Regions from separate parts of the Homo sapiens genome. Here region 1 is linked to region 2. Evidence: read pairs that join two places in POLR2A ChIA-PET (ENCODE). Cell type or tissue: PC-9. All regions are shown on one strand. Each heading gives the region's core, and the rest is flanking DNA. Links, peaks and the distances in the headings are about the cores only.

Region 1 (10,102 bases), core at 1,224-9,223, 170 kb after region 2:
TGCAGCTGGAGGCCATTATCCTAAGCAAATTAATGCAGAAACAGAAAACCGAATATCGCATGTTCTCACTTATAAGTGGGAGCTAAACACTGGGTACATGTGGACACAAAGGTGGCAACAACAGACACTGGAGACTGCTAGAGGTGGGAGGGGGAGGGAAGGATTGAAAAACTAACTATTGGGTACTATGCTCACTACATGGGTGACAGGATCGATTGTACTCCAAACTGCAGCAGCGCATAATATACCCATGGAACAAACTTGCACACGTACCCCTTGAATCTAAAATAGAAATTGAAATTATTTTAAAAATCATTAATATTGGCAAGACTTTATCTCTTTAGAGTAGAAGAAACATAAGTATCCATATCCATATGAAAATATGCTTTGCCGGGTGCAGTGGCTCAAGCCTGTAATCCCAGCACTTTGTGAGGCTGAGGCAGGTGGATCACCTGAGGTTGGGAGTTCAAGACCAGCCTGGCCAACATGGTGAAACCCCATGTCTACTAAAACTACAAAAATTAGCCCAGCATGTTGGTAGGTGCCTGTAATCCCAGCTACTCTGGAGGCTGAGGCAAGAGAATCGCTTGAACCCGGGAGGTTGAGTTTGCAGTGAGCTGAGATCGCGCCATTGCACTCCAGCCTGGGCAACAGAGCAGACTCTGTCTAAAAAAAAAAGAAAGAAAATATTCTCAACCTCATTCATAATCAGATAAAAAGAACAAACCACAATAAGATACTATTTCATACCTACCAGACTGGCAAAAGTTTGAAAGTCTGACAAAATCAGGTGTTGGCTATGATGGAAAAACCAGAACACTCACACTGCTGGTGAGAGTGTCAACTGGTACAACCACTTGAAAAATAATTAGAAATAATCTAGCAAGAATGAAGATGCATGTGTCCTGTAATCCAGCAGGTCCGCATGCAGGATTATACCCTAGAGCTCCTGTACGTGTGCACAAAGGGACTCATACAAGAATGATCGAAAAAGTCTTGTCTAGATCGTGTTTTAAAAATGGAAACAATGCAAACATTCATCCACATCTGAATGAATAAACCACACTGTGGTGTATTTATATGCTCTAGCGCCATATAATTCTTATTATAGGAATTAATTACAGTGAAACACAACTACACGGATGAAACTCAAGATCAAATGTCTGAGTAAAACACACAAGTTGCAGAAAATTCATACAGTATGATTCCATTTGTTTAAAGTCCAACAACATTCAAAACTAAACAACATGTCGTTTTGGAATATAGCAAAATGTAAAAAAGCATTTTAGAAAAAAAGTGAACAAGGCCAGGTGCAGAGGCTCACGCCTGTAATCCCACCACTTTGGGAGGCCGAGACGGGCAGATCACCTGAGGTTGGGAGTTCGAGACCAGCCTGACCAACATGGAGAAACCCCGTCTCTACTAAAAATACAAAGCCAGGCGTGGTGGCACATGCCTGTAATCCCAGCTACTCAGGAGGCTGAGGCAGGAGAATTGCTTGAGCCTGGGAGGCGGAGGTTGCAGTGAGCCGAGATCGCTCCATTGTACTTCAGCCTGGGCAACAAGAGTAAAACTCTGTCTTAAAAAAAAAAGAAAGTGAACAATAAACTTCAGGAGAATAGCTACATCTGAGAAGGGAAGAAGACAGATTCTACAGGGCATCCAAAGGTAATGCTGAACACAGGTGTTCACTCTTCTGTAATTCTTTTTATATTTTAGAGACAGGGTCTTGCTCTGTCACCCAGGCTGGAATGCAATGACGTGATCAAGGTTCACTACGGCCCCAAGCCCCTGGGCTCAAGCAATCCTCCCACCTCAGCCTCCTGAGTAGCTGGGACTGCAGGTGTGCACCACACCTGACTAATTTATTTATTTTTTGTAGAGATGAGGTCTCACTATGTTGCTCAGGCTGGTCTTGAAATCCTGGCCTCAAGCAATCCTCCTGCCTTGGCCTTCAGAAGCTCTGGGATTACAGGTATGAACCACCATGCCTGGCCAATATTGTAATTCCTTACACATCACATATATATTATATGAATATTCTCAATATCTAATCAAAACAATTAAATGAGGTGATGACTAAGTAAAACACACAGCTCAGTAGCTGGCATCTATTAGGTGCCCATTCTTCTTCTAAGTCTTGTTTCATTATAAATTTTTTTTGTTTGTTTGCTTGTTTGTTTGAGACAGAGTCTTGCTCTGTCACCAGGCTGGAGTGCAGTGACGTGATCTCGGCTCACTGCAACCTCCGACTCCCTGGTTCAAGCAATTCTCCTCCCTCAGCCTCCAGAGTAGCTGGGATAACAGGCACGTGCCACCATGCCCAGCTAATTTTTGTATTTTTAGTAAAGACGGGGTTTTACCATGTTGGCCAGGATGGTCTTGATCTCCTGACCTCGTGATCCGCCCGCCTTGTCCTCCCAAAGTGCTGGGATTACAGGCTTGAGCCACCGTGCCTGGCCTCATTATAAATATTTTAAAACAAATTTGAGTAAAACTAAGTGGTTTTCTTTCAACTCCAATAATTGCTCTTAGGTGGAAGAATGCCACAGGATCAGACTCTAGGTCTGTTCAGAGTCAAAGACTAACAAGGCTCCCCTACTCCGGGTTCTCGATCTTATAACATCCCAGTGGGGTCATTTATGCCAACTGAACTAAAAATAAACATCTACAACTGTTTCGTCCTTTCCCCTCACCTTGATTTCTACCTGGGTGGTTATCTTTTTGACTAGAAAATAATCCTTTTGTGAAACTATGATGAGAGAAGCCACACCCCTAAGCTGGAAGAAATAAAAATAGAGGCACAGTGGATGCCTGCACAATCACACACTCTCTCGTTTGGGTGCTCTGCATCATCACAAGTTATATTTAGGTTGGTGCAAAAGTAATTTTAATGGCAAAAAAATGCAATTGCTTTTGCACCAACCTAATACAAAAGGCAGACTAGGAGTAAAGATAGTGATCTGCTCACTGCCTGCTCTTGGGGTATCTTCTGGTCCAAATGCTATAAATCTCAGGACACAGGCATGGGCAAAGACTTCATGTCTAAAATACCGAAAGCAATGGCAACAAAAGCCAAAATTGACAAATGGGATCTAATTAAACTAAAGCGCTTCTGCACAGTAAAAGAAATTATCATCAGAGTGAACAGGCAACCTACAGAATGGGAGAAAATTTTTGCAATCTATCCATCTGACAAAGGGCTAATGTCCAGAATCTACAAAGAACTTAAACAAATTTACAAGAAAAAAACAAACAAACCCATCAAAAAGTGGGTAAAGGATATAAACAGGCACTTCTCAAAAGAAGACATTTATGCAGCCAACAAACATATGAAAAAATGCTCATCATCACTGGTCATTAGAGAAATGCAAATCAAAACCACAATGAGATACCATCTCATGCCAGTTAGAATGGCGATCATTACAAAGTCAGGAAACAACTGATGCTGGAGAGGATGTGGAGAAATAGGAACGCTTTTACACTGTTGGTGGGAGTGTAATTAGTTCAATCATTGTAGAAGACAGTGTGGCGATTCCTCAAGGATCTAGAACTAGAAATACCATTTGACCCAGCAATCCCATTACTGGGTATATACCCAAAGAATTATATATCATTCTACTGTAAAGACACATGCACATGTGTGTTTGTTGTGCCACTATTCACAATAGCAAAGACTTGGAATCAACCCAAATATCCATCAATAATAGACTAGATAGAGAAAATGTGGCACATATGCACCATGGAATACTATGCAGCCATAAAAAATGATGAGTTCATGTCCTTTGCATGGACATGGATGAAGCTGGAAACCATCATTCTCAGCGAACTATCACAGGAACAGAAAACCAAACACCACATGTTCTCACTCATAAGTGGGAGTTGAGGAAGAAGAGCATAGACACAGGGAAGGGAATATCACACACCAGGGTCTGTCAGGGGATGGGGGATAGGGGAGGGATAGCATTAGGAGAAATACCTAATGTAGATGACGGGTTGATGGGTGCAGCAAACCACCATGGCACATGTATACCTATGTAACAAAACTTCATGTTCTGCACATGTACCCCAGAACTTAAAGTATAATTTAAAAAAAAAAGAAGAAGAAATTAAACTCATGCTTAATCCTGAAAAAAAAAATAAAGGAAAGAAAACATCTGTGACACAAAAGAGCCCCAAACCAAAGAGAGTTGCAAGTAATGCTGACCTTTTAGTAATAAAGGCTCTGGCACTGGTCTCTCCAGTTTGGCTTTGCTTTATAACCAGGAGGCAACTGGAAAACAAACAAAACATACAAGGTTTTATCACTTCATTCAAACAGACTTCAGAGAAGTGGCATCCAGGTATACTATAGAGATAATCAAATTCTATTGTTTGTCTAAGAGTCCACTGAATTTCTAAGTTAATTAAAGCAATGGGGAGAGAATAAAAAAAAAAAAACAGAAAGCCAGGCAAGGACTGTGTTTTCACTGGTGCTCCAGAAGATTCAGCAAGAAACAAGGGAGAGGAGAAAGGGAAACGAGCTGGCCAGACCTTCTCAGTGTGAGGGAAGCAAAGAATCACCGAGATGGTCCATTCATCTGCTCAACCACTGAGCACCCAGTGTGCACCAAGCTCTGTGCTGGAAAAATAAACACATAATTCCCTACCTCATGGAGAATGTAGCTCAGTAGGGGAAAGTCAGAAGCAAGTTGGCAATATGTGGTGTACAGGAGAAGCAGGGGCTGCCACGGGAGCACACAGCACCAGGCCTGGGGGCTCAGAAAAGCCTCCCCACAGGAAGCAACAGTGAATCTCAGACTCTCCTGCAGAGTAAGACCAGTTGGCCTGACATAGTGCATAGTGGGCTGAGGGAGGGGAGTATGAAGCAAGAGGAGAAAGCCTCAATCTGGAGAACAGCAAGCGTAGGGCTCAGGGAGCAAGCATGGGGTACAGGAAAAGGACAACTAGGTCAGAAGGCCTGGAGCAAAGAATGCAAGCAGGGTGGTGTCGGGTTCGCCACCTCTAAATATTATGCTCTCCATGGCTTCAGGCCCGCTGGACAAACCCAGGCAATGAACAGCCTCAGACCTGGAGAGCAGAACTCCTGACTCATACAGCTCATCTATCTTTGCACAGTGCCTTGTGTTCTTGCAGTCACACTCTTGGTTGCAGACACAATGCCAGCCGGAAATATGGCTGTGACAGGACAGTGACTCAGAGTATACAGTTGGGCAATGAGAACTTAAACCATAACTATAAGACTTTTTGCAAGAAAAACCTATTAGACAGAGACATACACACACTCAGATCAGCTACCCTAGCAACTCCTCCATTATATATTAAGAGGAGACCTCAAGCATTGCAAAATCTATTTGGGGGAATGGGGACCAGTTTTATTGCCTGCCTGTTCTTGAGAAAACTTGTGATAAATGGAATCAACTGAACCTTTTTTATTTTCAAATCTGCTCACACATAGCCTTAGGGTCATTTGTGATGTGAGACTGAAGGGGACTGGGATGCAGTGGATGACAGCTGCCCACCATCTGTCTGGTCCTAAACCATCCACCTTCCCACTGTAACTGCTCAGGCCCTCCTAGCCAGAGGCCTGTCAGGAGCCAATTGAGCTGTATCTATCCAGGTATCGTTACACATTTGTTTCAGTTGTGATTATTCTTTCTGGCAGACAAAGCCATCCTTGTGGAAGGTAGAGCAGGACAATCCCACCCAGGCACATGAACCAGGCAGCTGGCAGAGTGCATTGAGGTGGCTCTGCCATCTGCTGCTCAGAAGGAAGGGCCTGAGGCTCACACATGCCTCCAAAGCATGTAAACCCCAGACTTCACCAAACCAAGTGGTAACACCTCCATCCAAGTATCGTCAGCCCTTCTGGTCACATGGATGCATTGTGTGATTTCTCATCCTCTTCAAGTTTTAACCCTTGTCATTCACTTTGACCTGATAAAAATGCTGGGTTGCCAGTGGGAGGGGTTGAGAATAGGAAGCAAAGAGACTTCATAGTACGATTTGTCTTGCACTGGAGACAAATCAAGCCCTGGGATGGCCTTAGCCTCTTCTGTCCAGAGACGGTCCTGCTGAAAATAATAGATTTTATTCCTCAAAAAATTCATGTCATGGTTAGAGCTAAATCATTCTCCATTTTCGTCATTTTAGAAAACCAGAGATATAGTTCAAACTGGTAGTGACACCTTCTTCTACCACTCTGTGCCACCAGTGCCTAGCACACAAGCAGGTATTTATAAACAGTTATTGATACTATGTGATGAATTACTAGCACACAAGCCTGCTTATTTAGAAAAGGAAATTCTACAAAATCAAAGATCTAGAAGCACAGGTATGGACTATCCAGTAGAGAGTACACTTCAATATGTGGCTGCTCAAGAAGCCACTTATCAAATCAAACATAAGTGTGACTCTCATCACATGGGTCTTTTCAAAGTGGGGACCTATTCCTTTCCAGGATCTCACCTATTAGAAAAATGTATATTCACCCTATAGATTTTGTTTAAGATTCTGTCCTCTCTGTGGGGAGATATTTGGAGTTGTCACTCAGCAGCAGAGATCTGGAGGGACCAGATGGCTGGTAAAACAGGAGGCTATTCTCAATCCAGGGCCAACAGGAAAGCTGGAAGACAGAGCCCAAATTTAGTTTGAAACCTGATGCCCAACAGTATAAAATTAGAAATTCCTTTGAACCATCTGGTTCTTTTAAATAAATACCTGTTTGTCCAATCCTAGAATGGAAGGAGCTTCAAAGTCTAGCTCCCTTCCCTAAGACACAACATCTGTCCCATCCGTACTGAACAGCAGCCACGGGAGATACTTAATACTGGCTAGCTGACAGAGCCTAGGCTAATGGATGCCAATCTTAAGTACTCTAAAGTTCTTCAGAATCTTTCTAATTCCAATATCTCTTTCACTCTTCTCTTCCAACCACCAAATCCCCTCTTCTCACTCTCCCTGAGGCTAGAATACACACACACACACACACACACACACACACACACACACCCCGTCTAAAATATTTCAATGTAGTATTGTCCTTCTTCTGCCAACCCACCCATAACGATCATTCCTTCTCTACATTGCTCTACTTTCTATTGTCCTTCTCTCCCCTTCTCTGACAGTGATACGATTTATCCATAACCCCCCAAAAATCAACACTTCACACCCTTGTGAGGTGACTGTCTTAGTTCATTTTGTGTTGCTATAAAGGAATACCTGAGACTGGGTAATTTATAAAAAGAAGAGGTGTATTTGGCTTATGGTTCTGCAGCCTGTACAAGAAGCATGACCACATTTTACTGCTGGACATTTGCTTTGTATTAATAATAGTGAGTAATGATGCTATGAACATTCTTGGGCATGGCTTTTCATGTGTATATCCTATATTATGTAAAACCACTTCTAGGCACTTCCATACCTAGGAGTGGAATTTCCAGGTCACAGGATGAGCAATATTGAGTAGCAGATTTTGCAAACAGTTTCCCAAAGTGCTGGAATCATTTTACACACTCTTCAGTAGCACATAGGAACTTCTATTGCTCCTCACTCTTTTCAGCACTTTGTGTTATCTTTTAATCAGGACTCTCCAACCCCTGGTATCAGTCTGTGGCCTGTTAGGAACTGCGCCAGCATCTGCTCCTGGTGGGGACCTCAGGAAGCTTCCAGTTGCAGTGGAAGAGGAAGGAGAGCAGTGTGTCATATGGTGAGGGACGGGGCAAGAGAGAGACAGTGAGGGGAGGGGTGTCATGCTCTTTTAAACAACCACTCTCATGTGAACTAGTAGAGTGAGCACTCACTCATTAGGATGGGAAGGGCACCAAGCCATTCATGAGGGATCTGCCCACCTGATCCAAACACCTCCCATTACGCCCCATCTTCCAATACTGGGGATCAAATTTCAACATGAGATTTGGGGGGACAAATATCCAAACTATATCAGTCACCATCCCTAAATATTATAAAATAATCTGTCCCCAGCCAAATCAATGTATATCCCAGACCCTTCTCCCTTAAACCCACATTTTTCAGCCTTCACATGGCCTAAGATCTCTTCCACCACACATCATCTCACTACATGCTAACACCACCCCGACCTTTTATCTTGACTGGAGATGGCCTAACCTGAGTGATTTAGTGATTTCATCCCTTGGAAACAGAAGTGAAGAAGAGTCTGGAGTAGAAGGGTCAGCAGGGAAGACCCCAGGAAAGGAGAGTCAAATAGGACCTCCCTAAGTGCTTCCATTTTCTCTTGTATTCCAAAAGCCGGTTAAAGAGTAAATGAGATGATGTATAAATTCATCTAGTAAACTGTTGAAGCCCAATACAAAAGTAACAACATTGTTATTAAATTATTTCCACAAAAATCCCTTAATTAGCATAGAAATAGTGTCATTATATTTCCCTCAAATGAGTTCCTTTTCAGTGACATGGTGATCAAGTCTCAATGTTGGAGGTGTCTTCAACTCCACCCCCTCCCTTGCCCTCTACATTGTTAGGCACAAGTTTCCATGCACTCTTCTTCGAGAAAGTCCTTCAATCCATTCTCCATATCCATTCTCTTTTGGCCTGAACTTAGCCCAGCCCTTTGTCCCTTTGACACTGAAGCATGACTCTCTTATTCTAGGTTCTACTCACCCTATGTGAGCTCAGGTCCTCCAATAAGCTGATGTTAACATGAACCAGACATGCAAGATACTTGTTGGGGGAGATACTTGGGCAGGATAGAGAGGGAGAGAGCATGCATAGGCAGAGGGAGCCTTCAGACCACACTTGTCTGACACCATTGACAAGAGGGAAAGAAGACTGGTAGGAAGATCCTCAGACCACACTGCAGTTCTAAGAAAGTCTCGTTTGGCTGACGGGTAGTATCTAAGCCCAGGTTCCCATTAGAAGAGGCCACATCGAGCAGAATTGGCCCAGCTTTAGTACCTTCAACATGTCAATGAGGGACAGACGCAGCTCAGGGAAAGTGTGGCCCCAGCATAAAGATCAGAGTAATGAGGAAAAGATAGCTTCTCAAGTACTAAGTGAAACGGATAGACAAAGGCAAAAACTGAAACTTGACTCCCTCTCATGCCATTCACAAAAATCAGCTCTGGGTGGATTGTAGATCTAAGTTTGAAATGATAAAACTTTTAGAAAATTATATATAGGAAAATTCATGACTGAGAAAGGAAATCTGTAAACCATAAAGGAAAAGAGAGATGCACTAGAATACATTAAAGTTAAGAATTTTTATTTACCAAAATTAAGAGCTTCTGTTTTGATAAGTAGAAGAGTGAAAAGACAAACAAAAGTGGGAAAGTGTCATTTTAATACATATAACTAAGAGGCTCATAACCAGACTATATTAAAAACTGGTAAAAGTTAATCAAAAGCAAAATAACAGAGAACCCAGTAGAACAAAGGGTAAGAAACTCAAACTGGTATTCCACAAAAGAGGCCATGCAAATGGCCAGTAAACATATATAGGTGCTGAATATCATTAATCACGAGGGAAATGCAAATTGAAATCACGAGATACATTCAACAGACACCTGAATGGTTAAAATCTAAAACAGTGGTCTCCAAACTTTTTGGCACCAGGGACGGTTTCATGGAAGACAATTTTCCCACAGACCCAGGGGAATGGTTTCAGGATGATTCAAGTGCATTACTCTTATTGTGCACTTTATTTCTATTATTACATTGTAATATATGATGAAGTAATTATTCAACTCACCATAATGTAGAATCCGTGGGAGCCCTGAGCTTCTTTTCCTGCAACTAGATGGTCCCATCTGGGGGTGATGGGAGACAGTGACAGATCATCAGGCATTAGATTTTCATAAGGAGCATGTAACCTAGATCTCTTGCATGCACAGCTCACAATAGGGTTCACGCTCCTATGAGAATCTAATGCCACCACTGATCTGAAAGGAGGCGGAGCTTAGGTGGTAATGCAAGCAACGGGGAGCAGCTCTAAATGCAGATGAAACTGCACTTGCTCACCCACTGCTCGCCTCCTGCTGTGGGGCCCGGTTCCTAACAGGCCACAGAGTGGTACCAGGGGTTGGAGGGTCCTGATTAAAAGATAACACAAAGTGCTGAAAAGAAT
Region 2 (10,102 bases), core at 1,098-9,097:
TCACTTTCATTCGTTATGCCAGACACTATTCTCAGTGCTGGGGAAAATGGTGAGTGTGCAGCCCCAATTCCTGCCTTGAGGAAGCATACAGCTAAGCTGTAACAACAAACCACGAGGATTCAGTGAGTGCCAGGCACGGGCCAGGACACTGCAGACGCAGAGGTGAATGAAACCAACATGGTCTCCAGTGTCAAGGAACAAGTAAATCATAAATAACATAGATGGAGAGAAATAAACCTGAGGAGGAACAGGCATGATCCAGAATAACCACGCAGGAGGGTGGTCCTACTACTTCAGGTCGGAAAAAAATCTTTCTACAGAGCAGACACTGTTCACACTGGGCTCACTAGCTAGTATTAGTATCTGCATTAGCTAGTCCCCTTCTAACACAACCCTCAAATATCACCTGGTCCACAAGGCAACCTGAGAAGTGGGGTGATGGGTGCCATGCGGTTCAAACAGGATAGAAGAAAGAGCACAGGCTCTGAAGCCAGATGTTGCTAATTATTAGCAGGGACCTGAGACACATTTCTTAACCTCTCCGAAGTCCTCAGGAGCCCCTCAGGGAGCTCAAACTATAAACTATCAACCCCGTCTTCCCCGCTGTTGTGTGGGTCTCTAGCCCTGAGCTCAGTTCAGACATGGCTCTGCATACACGAGTCCCCTTCCCTCCCTCCCACGGTGGCCTGCGCTGACGCTGCTGTGCTCTCCACCAGCTCCGGATCTGAGGGGCTGGCAGCTCCTAAGGTGGGAGAAACAGAGTCTTTTAAGCAGCCCCAAAGAGCACCAAGGGGCCAGATTCAACAAAGAATGTGGGTGCCCGTGGCGGCCACCCAGGGTCCCAGTGAGGCTGCAGGAACTGTTTCCAATTTTGTTTTAGAAACAGAGTGATTAACACATGTATCATGAAGGCAGGGCCAAACTGAAGTAATGAATTAGAGGACAAACAGTCAAACAGACTGTCTGGAACACACTCGGTTACAGAACAATCACACCCATCTAACCGAGAGGAGCTGCCAAGACCTCCCTACCCCACCCCCTCCCACCCCCGCAGCGGAGCACGCACAGCCGCTTCCCTCCCTGTGAACTCATATGGCTTCTTCCCTGCGACGCCTCGGCTCCAGCAGTTACTGCAACAAAACTGAAATGAGGGAAAGTCTCGCCTCTGTCTTCATCCACACTGAGGTGGATCCCAGGCTAAAGGGGCAGGAGCTAATGAAAACAATGGTCTCATTCTGTTGGCTTAGAGGAGAGACAGTGCTGTCTCTGGGGACAGGCCACTCAGCCCATGACTCTGCAGAAGGGGAAGTCTGTGGCTCCACAAAGAAAGCAGGGTTGAGCACACTGCAGGGAAAAAACCTAACCTCCAAGGTGGCAAGTCCCTAAGCCCACGGCGGCTTTGTCCACACTCTGTAGGTCTCCCAAGACAGAAACCCATCTGACAAGCCTTTGGTTGTTAAATAGTTCAGACTTGGAGTCAGAAAGACTTAGGTGAACCCACTGGGCACCGTAGAAATCTCCGGAGGCTTCAAAGACCGTCAGGCTCCCTGCAGGCTGGAGCAGTAAACATCCCAGAGCACCCCACAGAGTCTGCGGACACTGGGGATGTAAAGGGGAGGGAAGGCAGAACCAAGTAGAATGCTCCAGAGCCACCAAGGTGTGCACCAAGATTGTCCAGAGAGCTTGTTTAAAACGCAGAGCCCAGCCCTGGAAAGTTTGAATAGGTAGCTATAAGCCCAGGAATCTGCATTTTTAAAAAGCACACCTTCCTCCCTTCCTTACCCCACACTTTGATGAAGACTTTTCTAGAGGTTTTCTAAGATAGCCAGCAGTTAAGAGCTACTGGGCACGGTGGCTCACGCCTGTAATCCCAGCACTTTGGGAGGCTGAGGCGGGTAGATCACATGAGCCCAGGAGTTCAAGACCAGCCTGGGCAACATAGCAAAACCCTGTCTCTACAGAAAAATACAAAAATTAGCCGAGCATGGTGGTACATGCCTATAATTCCAGCTACTCAGGAGGCTTAGGCAGGAGGATCCCTTGAGCCTGGAGTTCAAGGTTGCAGCAAGCTATGATCCTGCCATTGTAGTCTAGCCTGGGAGACAGAGTGATACCCTCAAAAAAAGAAAAAGGAAAAAGGAGTTCAGTCTTTGAAATCGGACTCAAGATGTACTACTTACAGCTGTGACACTAATAGCTGGAATTCAGGAAAATTATCTAACTTCTCAGATTCAGTTCATTTTTCATATGTGAGTGAGGATAGTATTTATCTTATAAATTGAGCGATACGTACAAAGCTCTGAGCACAAAGCCTGGCTCATTTTTAAATGTCAGAACTTTGGGAGGCTGAGGCAGAAGGGTCACTTGGGCCCAAGAGTTCAAGACCTGCCTGGGCAACACAGTGAAACCCCATCTCTACAAAAAATTTTAAAATTAAAAAAAAAAAATATAGCCGGGCATGGTGACACACACCTGCAGTCCCAGCTACTCAGGTTAAGGTGGGAGAATCACTTGAGCCAAGTTCAAGGCTGCAGTGAGCAGCGATGGCACCACTGCACTCCAGCCTGGGCAAAACAGTGAGACCCCATCTTTAAATAAAAATTAAAAAATAATAAAAAATAAAAAATGCTGGACAAATGCAGCCACATTCTGGCCTGCCACAGCCCAATCCAAACCTAGGGGTGGCGTGCAGTCCAACATCCCGACCCCTCCTCCTCTTCACCTGGCTGCTGTCAACCATGCCCTTTTGGAGACATCACCGGGAGGTTTGGAGATCACCATGGCCCTGCCACAGGTAATGATGGAATCGCAAGTGACAGGTGAGAGTCCCCAGAGATGAGCCAAAGAGGAGCAGGAAGGAGGAGGAGACATTTGCGGAAAAGGCACTCTCTGTGGTGTCAAACCACAAGACAGTCTGTTTATAGCTATCTGCTTAGTTAGGATGTTCTGAGCGGAGAGGTGAAAAGAAGGGACACTCCTGAAACAGGACTGCAAAGTCAGCAGGTTTTTCTTAATTGGAATGGTGTTATGTAATATTGGGAAAACTGTAAATGAAGCATTTAGCGACACAAAATGCCACTTTATGAACCGTGACAGCCACTGTGGGGCTGGGGTGGGGAGTTTGGGGCCTCTGTTATGGTTCCCAAGAATCCTTGGGGCAAGGGACAGTGAGGATGAGCCTGAGCCCCTGTGGCCACAGGCAACCTGCTGGGCTGAGCTGCAAAGTCGTGAGAGGCAGGAAGCCCTATAGGGAAGAAGGAGTAGCCAACTGCACTTCACCAGTTATCTCCAAAGGGATGTTGAGAGGGTGTTTTCACTGCGTGGCCCTAAGGATGTGCCGATCAGCAGGCAAGGCCTCCTGCAGGATCTCCTGCCCCCTTACTTGTTTATACAGAAGCCCTTGCTCCTGAGCCAGAGTCAGACAGCTGGGACTACACCTGAATGGCCATGACTCCCACCCTCGCACGCCATCTCCCAAAGGACGCCTCCCAGAGGCCAGCCTGAAATTCTCTTCCTTTTGCTGCAGGAGTCAAAACCACCAGGAGGGGCAGATACTCACCAGTAAAGGTAGTAGAAGAAGGAGAGGAGATAGAAGGCCAGCTTACACCAGGCCTCCTTCTGACAGTAACTCAAAGTGTCGGCATTCATGACCACCGGTGGGTCGTAGGCTAGTTCTGAGCTATCTGCTGGACAGTGGAAATACCTGCAGGGAGAGAGGACATCATTGTCTCTGAGGTCCTGGTACTTCTGGCGTAACCTGGGCAAACCCTTCCGATGCAGGGCTTCTGTCGAGCAATCCCTGCCAAGCAATTGCCTGCCTTCTGCCCAAATCACAGTTGAAGCACCGCTGAAGAGTGGCTCAGCCACTATCTTCCAGCAGGTAGTAAATCCCCAAATACTCCAATCCACTGGCATCATGGCAATTTCACCCATATACAAAGCTGCTCCAACAGAAGGGGAAATGTGTCACCTGGCGTTGCCTAGGAGTCTGAGGAAGAGCCGCCTCTCAGGACAAGTGCAGGCAGAGGTAAAGGGCTATACCACCACTGCTGGGATGCCACCATACCTCCATTCTACCCTAAAACTACTTTACACAGACCCTTATTGAAAATCCTGAATACTTCGGGACATCCTATTCTCACTTGAGCGCAGAGCAGTTTACAGGTGCTTTCCTTCTTGATAGTGGGACCTAGAACTCAAAAAGAACATCAGCCATCTGTCGGGAGACAGCGTGCCCTGGACGGCAGCTGGGTGAGTGAAAGAACGTAGGTGGGAAAGAGGAGGAGGGGGAGCAGCTAACGCGAACTGTGTGTACTTCAAAATACTACGTTCCCAAGGCTCACCTGGCCACAGCCCCTGAGGAGGGGAGCCGTCAGGCTTGGTGAGACCTGGGGCAGGAGTCTGAGCCTCCTGAGTCCCTTGGGAAGTGGTCGCTGCCCCCAGGACACTGCCCCCAGGGACCTGGCCACAGCCTCCTGCCGGAGCCCAAGAACAAAGTACAGCTGGAATCTCTCAGTGAGTTCCTTTTTCAGTCATTCTGGTAAAGCCACCCAGAGGCCAGGAGTGCAAATAAATGGCTTCCCTGGGCTCTGGGACAGACAGTGGTTCTCAATGGTGGTAAAGGGCCCAGGGAGAGGGCTCCGACCGGGAGATTAATCACACTGGCTTTGAAGAACATCCTGCAATGTAGCAACTCGCAGATCCGGAATCTCAGCTCCCTCCTCCTTCCCCTTCAGAGAATTGCACTGACGTTATCTGTCACTGACACTGTGCTGAAAAGAAATCACAAGCCAGATTCGATGACAACTGCCAGCTCACAGCCCTCCAGGCCACTCATCTCTCCTCTTCCTGGGAGCCAATCTCAAAAGCTATTTGCTGTCACTGTGGTTTTATTCCCAGGTGACCTCATTAAGTGGAGGCAGAAGGGCAGGGTGGCCATGTGGCTCCGTGGAAACAGCAAAGGCCCTGCCAGTCACCAGTCACCACATTGACTTTCCTTGGGTCAGTCATTAACCCATCTGAGCCTCAACTTTCTCATCGGTGAAATGGGGATGGAATTGCCCACTGCAAAGGGCTGTTGTGACCATTATGTGAGGCGATGTATGCAAATAACCTGGGAAGAACAGGTACTGAGTCAACAGCAGACAGTTCTATTTCCTTTAAGCAAACTAAGAGCCAGAGCAGGAGGGGACTTTCTCTGTATGTGAAATGTCACTGGTCTGGACCTGTTGGGAAGGAGGGGGAGTAAAAAGGGGGATAAAGGGTGTACAAGGGCTCTGGTTTTTAAAGGACTCCTCCCCTCCTCATTCTTTTTTTTCTTTCATGTTCTGAGAACTTACTAATTGCCAGGAACTAGACTAGATCCTGTCAGGGATTCAAAAAAAAGGTAAGACAAAGTCCCTATTGGCAAGGAGATTGCAGCCCCTCCCTTCCTCCATAGAGATCAACTTTCCTAGTCTACGGACACTGGCTGCCTCTCCTTTTCCTCCCTTTTGGACAAGCGCTAGCCCCACGAAGCAGTGCCCTGATCGATGTTTTGTCCATTAATCACATTTCTGATACCCTGCCTTGACAGCCCCCTACTTGAAGGACCTTGGGACGAACTCCTTTCCTGGAGGAGAAGAGCCAGCCCCTGGGGCAGTGTGTCAGGTGGCAGGGACTCAGACTGGAATTCGTACAGAGGTGGGGTGTAACCTCAGCCCTGCCACGTCCGAGCTGAGCAACACAGGTTAAGTTGACTTAACCTTTGTGAGTCTCTGTGTCCCCATGTATCAAACACAGAAAATGAAACCCAGCTCACTTGGTTGTTGTGAATCCTGGATCTTCTATTTGACTTCTCTCTAATTCAGATGAGAGCAGATTGCCTTTACTTAAAGTGAGGCTTCTCGATGTAACCGAATCTTTTTCCTTCCTCCCTAAATCTGAGATTTCTTCTACCCTGCTGGCCCTGGTCAATGGCACCATCGACCTCCCGGCCACGCAGCCTAGAGGCTTTCTCTCCCTCACCTGCACCCAATTATGGGCCAAGGCTTATCCAGTTCACCTCCACAGCTTCTCTTGTTCTCTCACCATTCTGACTCCCACCACCTGGGTCAAGGCTCTCTCACCTCTCCACCTGGAGTTCCCACCATAACCCCCTCATTGGATTTCATCCTCAATATTTCACCCTCTAACCCATCCTTTACACTGCTTCCCAGGCCACCTTCCTAAAAATCAGATCAGGTAATGCCACTGTCTTCTTCTAAAGCTTCTGATCATTTTTCATTACCTAGAGAATAAATTAATTCCACCTTCCCCATCAAATCATTTCAGGCCCTCCATACCATACTCTCAGCTGCCTGCCAACCCTGTCTCTTCTTATTTCCCTCCAAGAACCCTACATCCAACCTCACTGAGCAACTACTGTTTCCCAAACACAACAAGTGTTCTCTTAACTCTGGGCCTTTGCACATGCTGGGCCCTCGCCCTGGAATGTGCTTTTCCAATGTCACTCTTGAGTCTAATTTAAGTGCTTCTTTCTCTATGCTCCTACCAGTATTCCTCATATGTCTGTTAAGAACATATTTCCCTCCACCACTAGGATGTACGTTCCTTAAGGGTAAAGGTTTTGCTTTACACTTAACGTGAAATCCCTCACAATGCCTGGCGTGTACTATGTATCCCGTATGTTTTCTAAATGAAGGAGTGCATGTCTTAGGTGTGGCTAAATTCAAGCCAGATTTTATGGTACAATAAAAATGATAAAACACTTTGGGGTCCAATGCTCTGGCAGCAAAGGGTCAAGGGCAGGCAACTTATCTGCGCAAATACCTTCTCTACTATTTAGATATTCCCCCACCTCTGCCTCCTGTGTCCATATGGTGACTCTATTTTACAAAAAGCCAAAAATCACATGATCTGACACATGGTCTTAGCAGGGAATAGAATCTATGAAATTATAACTGTCCCAGAAAATCCAGCCCATCTGGTAGGTGCTTTTTTTTTTATTAAGATATAATTTACATACCATAAAAGTCACCCTTTTAAAGTGTACAACTGTACAATTCAGTGGTTTTTAGTATATTCATAGAGTTGTGCAACCATCATGACTATCTAATTTCAGAACATTTTCATCACCCTAAAAAGAAAACCTTTGACCCATTAGCAGTCATTCCCTATTCTCATTCCCTCCCAGCCCCTGGCAGCCATGAATTTACTTTCTGTCTATAGATTTGCCTTTCCTGGACATTTCCTATAAATAGAATCATGAAATATGTGGCCTTTTGTGTCTGGCTTTTTTCACTGATACTTTCTTTAGGGCTTCATGTTGTAGCATGTATCAGTACTTCATTTCTTTTTATTGACAAATAGTATTCCATTGTATGGATATACCATATTTTGTTTCTCCATTTATCAGCTGATGGGCATTTGGGTTGGTTCCACTCTTTGGCTGTTGTGAATGCAACTATAGATGCTTTTAACACTGACCTACAAGGGATGGGGTTGTGGTTAATGAAACCAACAAAAAGGGCCTTTCCTTATTGGACTTGTTGCCTAAGAGCAGTTTGGGAACAGGCTTTAAAGAGAGAGACCCAGAAAGGAAGGGATGATTGGAAGGCAATAGAAGCTGTCTATTTGGGTGACATCATCACTGGAGAGCAGGCTGCCCTGGCAGAAAAGACGAAGGATATACCAGTCCCAGTCTGACTTACCTCCAGAAGTGATAGAAAAGTAGAGGGACATTCAGCCCCAGCGTGAGCCACTCTTGCGCACACAGGAACATAATGCAGAAGAGGCTATGGATGGAGTATTCTGGCAGCACCAGCTGAAGAGGGAGCAGAGACACGGCCCTGAGTTAGAGGAGGAAAACGCCACTCCTGCTTCTATGGCAGCTGACTTCTGCCTGGACACTGCCTCTCACAGACGGTTGACACAAAGGCCCTCCCTGCAGCAACGTAGAGCCACTGCCCCAACACAGATCCATTTCTGGTAAGTTCTTCTTTTTATGGCACTCCTCTTTTTATTATACCCAAACCCAAATGACACAAGCCCTCAGTGCACTGCTTACTATTAACAGAATACCACGCTTGCTCCTAGGGGTCACCCATGGATGGCCACTGGGAAGACTGGAAGAGCTGGTCCAGCCCATGTGTCATCTGACCCAAGGCAGGACCACTAGGAGAAATACTGCAAGGGTTTCTAATGAATCCATAACTGCCCTGCTCTTGTTTTTCTGGCCCCTGTGTATCCTCCTATAGTAACTCACAAACCTAAAGTGAATATGTACATTTATCACAAATATAGGAGGGTCAGGAAAAAATGGCCAGCCTCAGAAGGCAGTGGCATTTTGCCTGATGGTGGATGGAGCAAGAGGAACGCGAGAAAAACAACAATTAGCAATGATGAAGAGGGACAGTGTAGCCTCTGGGGGAAGAGGGAAGAAACTGATCCTGACCAAGAAAGGCCTGATGGTGGGAAGTGTGACCAGCAGGAAGACTAAGCTCTCCCACCTCCAATCCAGCCACACAGGTATAAATGGGTAAAAGGAGCTTAAAATCATTGAAAAGCTGCTCCCAAGGGTAACTTCATTTTATCAGAAATCAAAGTTGTAAGCTAAAGGGTAACTGTAAGGAAGAAATTTGGCACCTAGACCAGCAGTAGGGAAGGCTACAGATATAAATGCACCATTTTACCCAGTTATATAGGGAGATATAGATACATATTACTAAATATATTTATTTATATAATATATAAATATACTTTGTATTGTTTAGGCTCTCATGAATACTTTGTTCTTCCCATCAAAATCTTTTGAAACATCCTTCAAGGCCCATCTCAAATGCCACTTACCTTTTTTTTTTTTTTTTTTTTTTTGGAGACATAGTCTTACTCTGTTGCCCAGGCTGGAGTACAGTGGCGTGATCTTGGCTCACTCTAACCTCTGCCTCCTGGGTTCAAGCAATTCTCCTGCCTCAGCCTCCCAAGTAGCTGGCATTACAGGCGCCTGCTACCACGCCCAGCTAATTTTCATATTTTTCAGTAGAAAGGGGGTTTCACCATGTTGGCTAGATTGGTCTTGAACTCCTGACCTGAGGTGATCTGCCCACCTCGGCCTCCCAAAGTGCTGCGATTACAGGTACGAGCCACCGTCCCCAGCCTCAAATGACACTTTCTATTGGGAGCTCTGCCTACCGTCCCTTGTTCCTCCACCCTCCCCTGTACCTCTGGGCCCCACAGCATGTTTTCTGACCCCCTCCCAGGGGTACTTTCCATAATCTATCCATTGTGGAGTCATCATCCTCTTCCCACCTTCCAATACAGATAGATTCCTCTGTCCAGCATTCTGCAAGCCATCTTAGCCAACGTCTATTCTTTTCTCATTTCCATTTGCAAAGCGCCTTTGTACAATGCATGGCAGTTAGGAGAGACTTAACAAATACGTGGTAAAGTGCATTGAAATGACCAAGTGCATATGTTTACAACATGGCTGGCTGGCATTAGATATGCAGCCTGTGGTTACAAACTAAGATTTCTTTGGGTGGAGAACAAACTCCCTCAAACCATCCCATTTGGGTATGGACCATGACTTTGGTCTCTCAATTTAGTTAGATGAGCTAACTACCCCAGATGGCAGACACAGAGGGAGAAACACATACGCACACATTAAAAATAAAGACATGCACAGCACACGTGTAAGACATTTTGTAACTATGGGGCACCTTCTTTATTCTCAAAGTCCAGTGTAGATGAATTGCATTAACCCTCACCTTAGACTTCTCAGGCAATCACCTGAGGAATCAGAGCAAAGGAGCCATCATTCCAGAGGTGGTGACCCTTGGTGGGTGAAGCAGGTACCACCAGCCCCTGTGAATCTCAACCACCTGGCAGGAGGGGGCACGCCATGTCCCTATTGTATCTCCTTATAGGACCTCAGAGCTGTGATAACCAATCCTATCTACCCCCAGCCAAGGCATCACCCTACCCCCTCCCATTCAAAGAGAAAGCCCACTTTCTCAGAGCTGGGTGCGCCAGCCCCGGGAGGCAGTGGCTGTGAGTTCTGCTATGCACATCTCTACATTTTCTAATCATCAGTTTCAGCCACTTAAGCTGAGGCAATTAACAT

The links. ChIA-PET counts read pairs that join two places held together with the same protein. Peaks named below come from ENCODE experiments on the same cell type or tissue, not always from the same donor. Only the 100,000 strongest peaks of a DNase experiment are listed, where the experiment ranks them.
Region 1: POLR2A ChIA-PET joins it to region 2 with 10 read pairs; 2 of 35 experiments call an interaction of 5 or more read pairs at or near these places.

The regions. Positions count from the first base shown.
Region 1 is chr1:224,560,370-224,570,471 of GRCh38, reverse strand. It overlaps a transcript of CNIH3 not described here. Among named protein-coding and RNA genes, the nearest start is that of CNIH3-AS2, 51 kb to the left of the region's middle. In PC-9, for the core only: no CTCF peak of the experiment used is centred there; DNase peaks (open chromatin) are centred at 4,221 and 5,091; H3K4me3 peaks cover 878 bases; H3K27ac peaks cover 5,501 bases.
Region 2 is chr1:224,728,164-224,738,265 of GRCh38, reverse strand. CNIH3 (cornichon family AMPA receptor auxiliary protein 3) reads right to left here. Exons shown (of 6, transcript NM_152495.2): 4 at 7,692-7,804; 5 at 3,560-3,703. It overlaps CNIH3-AS1 (CNIH3 antisense RNA 1), which reads left to right and starts at 7,674. Exons shown (of 3, transcript NR_187293.1): 1 at 7,674-7,968. RefSeq lists enhancers at 1,025-1,074, 1,425-1,484, 2,959-3,028, 4,510-4,649, 4,041-5,240. In PC-9, for the core only: no CTCF peak of the experiment used is centred there; DNase peaks (open chromatin) are centred at 4,775, 5,185 and 5,665; H3K4me3 peaks cover 2,047 bases; H3K27ac peaks cover 5,003 bases.